Linked DNA regions of Homo sapiens: region 2 is linked to region 1. The links are chromatin loops, found by intact Hi-C in ENCODE. Cell type or tissue: PC-9. All regions are shown on one strand.

Region 1 (2,500 bases):
TTTCACCATGTTAGCCAGGATGGTCTTGATCTCCTGACCTGGTGATCCACCTGCCTTGGCCTCCCAAAGTGCTGGGATTACAGGCGTGAGCCACCATGCCCGGCCTGAATGATTCCTTCTCATCTTCTGGGAGGTTTTTCTGACTTGCTTTCTCAATTCCACTCTCTTAGGCAGAGCTTATACCTCCCTTCATGTATGTTACATGTACATGTATTGAGTCAGTGCATCCTCCTAATGAAACTTTTCCTGAGATCTCTCTTATTTACTTTCTTCCTTTTCTGAAATTCTCTGCTATTTAGATTCAGTGCCAAAGAAATTGACATTTTTATTTACTTGCTGAGGAATAAACAGAACTCGAAAGGATTTGGGAACCCAAGACCAAGTTTTATGAAATAACTAATCTTGTCTTCCTAAATACTATAAAAATCTTATATAATCCCTAATACTTAGCATAGTGCTAAGCACCGAATAGGAATACAAGAAATATTGCAATGATCTGAATTGCTTACAAAATATTGACAACAACTTCTTCATTGGTAAAGAAAAGCTGCTTTTGACCTTTTTTTCTTCCTCAAGAGTAAGTAGTGAGAAGCATAAAGTACCCAAGAGTTTCTTTGCCTTTTTGATTGTTGCATGGAAACAAGTATTTGCAAATAATTAAGATGGGAAAATTTGGCTCCTTGAAAAGGCAGGACTGCTTTCAGATATATTTGAAATGAACTTATACAGAAGCCAACATGGTTATCAGAGCAATTGGGTCTATTTCCTATCATCTCTTCATGATATCTTGTAAAAATGCCCTGTGTTGAGAGCACTGGTGATCATAGCAGTGGGGTTGGAGTAGAATCTGGTGCGTTTCTTCCTCTACAGATCTCCTAATAGCACTTGCCCTGTTTTCACAGAGCCTTATCAAAGTTTGATGTAGACTCCAGTGTGTAGTAGTGGGCAGTGACCTACCAGATGACCTCTTTGAACAAGAGCTAGTTTGAGCCAGTGTATAGCTCTGAATCGATGGAAGATCCATTTTCAAATTTCAAAAGGGCTGTTAAAACACTTAGTTCTGTATTATAGAGATACACAAATGGATATAACAAACTGGATGTCTCTTCTGCAGCTGTTTCAATTCGTATGCCATGTTTTCTATCCTTCTTGCTCCTGGCAATTTTCTTTCCTGAAGCATATCACACCTTCTTACATTTGACAAGCATTTTCACAGCTACTGCCACTCCCTGCTGCCAAACAAAACCCAGCCCTGTTTGAATTCTTGAGGGCTGAGGGATGGAGAGGAGACCTGTTTGACTTTGAAATGGTTTTAACGTCACTTTGTATACAGAACAAAAATGGAAAACCAGATCCTGTGTTTGTCTAAAAACTAAAATTTCAAAACCTAACCTGAGGTGGAGAAACAGATACTACAGGGCAAGGAAATGTCTGGGCTCACCGCAAAGGAATGCAGCAAGGGAACCACCTGCAGACACCTGTTTAAGAGTTTACGTTTTTGTTCTTCCACACGATTATTATCTTAGTATCTCAACTGGCTATACATGCTTTTAGGAAAGTTGCAGGGATCATATTCTAAGGCGTATCAAATATGTTCAGAGTGCAAGCATGAGCAGAATCTCTCCTCTCTGCTAGTGAGGTCCTGTAGGTCTACAAGTTACTAACTTCAGGCTTACAGAATGTTAGAAGTAACGGGTGCATATCCTGTAATCAATCCCGGTATTGAGCAAACAGGCACAAATGACACCCAGCAAGAAAAATGACTTGCTCAAGACACCACAGCAAGTTCATGGTTTTCTGAACTGAATTCCAAGTTTCATAACTTCTAATTAATCCTCCTTTTTTTCCCCCAGTACAGCTAATATGCTTTTTGTGAATAATAACATATAATAGGTGTAATCTGTCAGAACTATTTAATAGTTGATAGTATGTATCCTCAGTTTATTGAGGTTCAAGCTCTTCTGAGTATTATAATACTTTCTATTGGTATTTTCTCTCTTGAGCTATTCCCTACCTTGAATCTTTCAGACTAGAGATTTCAGAAGATTACGTAGTGTCTGTGACTTCAACTACACATGGATAGTCCACAGGACTCTGGACTTTCACGGTTCCATGTCAGTTGGACAGGTGTTACTCTAAGGCCCTGCAAAAATATAAAGTAGTTTGAGAATCACTCTCCTGTTAATCTTCAGTAAAATTCTGAGCTATTTATATGTGAGATTGAGAGGCAGCTTGGTAGGATGGAAAGAGTTTAGACTTTGTAGTTCTACTGCCCCAGGTTTGTATCCCAGCTTTATTTCCTAACAGTGTAGCCTTGGGCAAATTGCTTAACCTCTCCGAGGCTCAGTTTCTTCAAATAAAAAAATGGAATAAGCCTTCCCTTGCAGAGTTGTTAATATTATATGAACGTTATATATGTGAAGTGCCCAACTCCTTGCAAATACCTAATATACACCAGCTTCCTTCCCAGGCTTTTGCTGGTCAGATCTGGTTTCCACTT
Region 2 (2,500 bases), 1.1 Mb before region 1:
GCAAGGCGCGACGGAGGCTTTGTGGTATGACCGTGGCGGCCCTTAATTTAGTTACATTCAAATAAAACTTTTGGTGCACCTCGGTAGCTAACATTGTGTGTATGCCTTTTTTTTTTTTTTTTTTTTTTTCCTGTTACGCCGTCAATGCAGCAGGCAATGAGGGGAATGACACAGCCCTCTCATTCCCGGAACGTAGTCAATCTCGGCTCTGCGGATTTCACAGAACACACTTTGCCTATTGCCGGCTCCAACAAGAAGTAACTTTCCAGGAAGCTGCCGGCCCCGGCAGCCGCCAGGATCGCTGCCTGCGCTGCGCTGGCCGCCGGGGATTCACCCAGGGAGGCGGGGCCGCTGGGGAAGGCTCGCGGGGAATACAGCACACTTTCCCCTAAATCCCTCGTCCGCGCCGAGTGCAGGGCTCTCAGAGTTCACCTAGTCCCACCTCTCACCCACAACAGTTTATAAATGGGGAAGGTCAGACAAGTTAGTAGCAGAGCTGGGTCTAGAACCCAGGAGTTCGAATACAATCCGAGGCTCATATCGAGACTTTAAGTTGTCCGATTCCGAAGTTTATTTGCTTTTTTCCCTCTTTTTGCCTTCCATTCTCCCTCACCCCCGTTCTTTTAGGGGAATGTTTGAGCGAGACTTCAAGGTCAAAAGATGGAGTCCCTAGGGGCTGAGGGTCTCCATCATAGGCGCCCCAGGCAAGGTTGGAGAAAAACTAAACAGAAAGCCCCTTCCGCCTACGTTGGCAAGAACGGGAACCCAGCTCCACTTGGTTTCCGCCCAAAGTCTTTAGAACAGGAGCTGCCAAGCCGTAAGGATTTCCGAATCCGATTTCCCCGAAACCGTAGAGACACAGCTTGGACTCGGCAAAGGCCGGGGCCCCGACCCCTGCGCGCGCACTGGCACTCTCCAAAGTTGCCTCGCCTTCCTGTGGCCCTCCCGGGAATTATAACCCCCGGGTGCCATGTCCTAATTGGTCTCGGTAGCAGGCTCCGGGGTGCGCTTTCGGGGGCTAGGGGACAGCGAAAGACTCAGCCACAAAGGCCGCAGTCTGGTCCTAAAACTAGCCAGTGGCGTCACACTGCGCCGCTCATCCCTTCTGCGGCAAGCGGAAGGGTCAGAGTCGGTCTGCAAAGAACGAGCCTTTGGCCTCAAAATCCTACATTGAGGCTTTCTCACCCCTTCGCCCGGTGGGATAAAGGTGAAAGAGACGGTTGGGATTTAATAAGGGGTAGGGATGAGAATCTGGGAAGTTAAAATGAAGTAAGTGCATTTATTGGAAATTAGGAGTCCCGTGGTTCCGGGAGCTCAAACCGAATGGTGTTTTTACCGCTGCCTAACGCTAGAGAGAGCCCTCCATCAAGGTTTGAAACCGTCAACCCCTTTCTCGCCCCTCCCCTCCTTCCCATTGACCTAGTTTGGCCAGAGCCTCCCGATTTGGAGAATGCCTTCCGCCCTTCCCCCCTCCTCTCCAGCCAGAGAGGCTACAGAGGCTGTTGGATTATTGGTAATCTAATAACTCCAATAACCCGCTGAAAAATCCAAAGGGAAATCTGAAAGTGTAAAGCACTGTTTAGGGACAAGGACAAGGAATTTTAATAAGGCTGCAACTGCCGTAGTGAACCCCGCATCAGGGGCCCTGCCGTGGGGCTCCCGGTCTCAGCAGTGTTTCAGCCAACTAGCTGCACGGCTGCAGACACCACCGTGGTCCGGCGGCAGGGGGTGAGGTCAAATCGCGGAGCTGTTTTTATTCTTGGGGGAAAACACTCTTCGCCCTCTTGGCTGGGGAACGGGAGGGTGCAGGAGACGACAGTAAATAAAAGCGAATTTGATAACGCGATGGCCTCGACAGCCGCTTTGGATAACCGAGGTGTTCGGGGACATTGTGTCCTGACTTTCATTTCTATCACGTTTCCTGCCAACAGTGCTCTTGCAAGCCTGCAAGCTTCTAGGAAATGCAATAAAACAGAGGGATGTGTTTTATCATCAAGATCTGAAGAGGAGTTGCAGAAGGGACGTTCCCCATACGCTCAGCGCGAGACAGCCTTCCAGAAGGGCCCGAAGACAATGCCAGCAAATCGCGTCCCGGAGCAGAGATCCCTCGGCCGTCCTGGCTGGACTGGGCTCAGCCTTTGCAAAAAGGCTGGCGGGGGAGGGGAGAAGCATGATCTCCTCAAGCAAACAATGCCTTTAAAAATCCGATCTGGAAAGAAGTCAGCCAAGGTCCTTATTCACGTTAATGAAGATGGAAGGCACTAACTGTCCTTGGAAAGCGATGAGTCAAACTTGACCGCGCTTCAAACTCGTTCCCAGATTCGTTTCCAGTCCGAACAGAGGCGCGTTTCTCCGACGCGGCCTCCGACGGCTCCCGCAGTGGGAGGGGCCGAACTCGATCCCCGCCGACCCGGGCGGGGGCGACGGCGCTGTCTCCCCCTGCAGAGCGCGCCTGCTGCCGCTAGGGGCCGCCAGCATGCGGACGCGCGTTTGCCATCTT

Evidence for each region. A loop is a pair of places that touch in the nucleus more often than their neighbours do. Peaks named below come from ENCODE experiments on the same cell type or tissue, not always from the same donor. Only the 100,000 strongest peaks of a DNase experiment are listed, where the experiment ranks them.
Region 2: a loop joins it to region 1, with 9 times the contacts of the local background. A loop is called at or near these places in 5 of 110 quality-filtered maps.

The regions. Positions count from the first base shown.
Region 1 is chr3:188,816,396-188,818,895 of GRCh38, forward strand. The region is part of intron 9 of LPP (LIM domain containing preferred translocation partner in lipoma); the gene reads left to right. Among named protein-coding and RNA genes, the nearest start is that of MIR28, 130 kb to the left of the region's middle. In PC-9, no CTCF peak of the experiment used is centred here; a DNase peak (open chromatin) is centred at 1,386; H3K4me3 peaks cover 586 bases; H3K27ac peaks cover 2,415 bases.
Region 2 is chr3:187,737,647-187,740,146 of GRCh38, forward strand. The region is part of intron 1 of BCL6 (BCL6 transcription repressor); the gene reads right to left. Among named protein-coding and RNA genes, the nearest start is that of BCL6-AS1, 4.8 kb to the right of the region's middle. RefSeq lists an enhancer at 471-1,450 and a silencer at 1,952-2,127. In PC-9, CTCF peaks have their summits at 1,329, 1,530 and 2,426 (motif pointing right); DNase peaks (open chromatin) are centred at 1,395, 2,027 and 2,285; H3K4me3 peaks cover 1,597 bases; H3K27ac peaks cover 318 bases.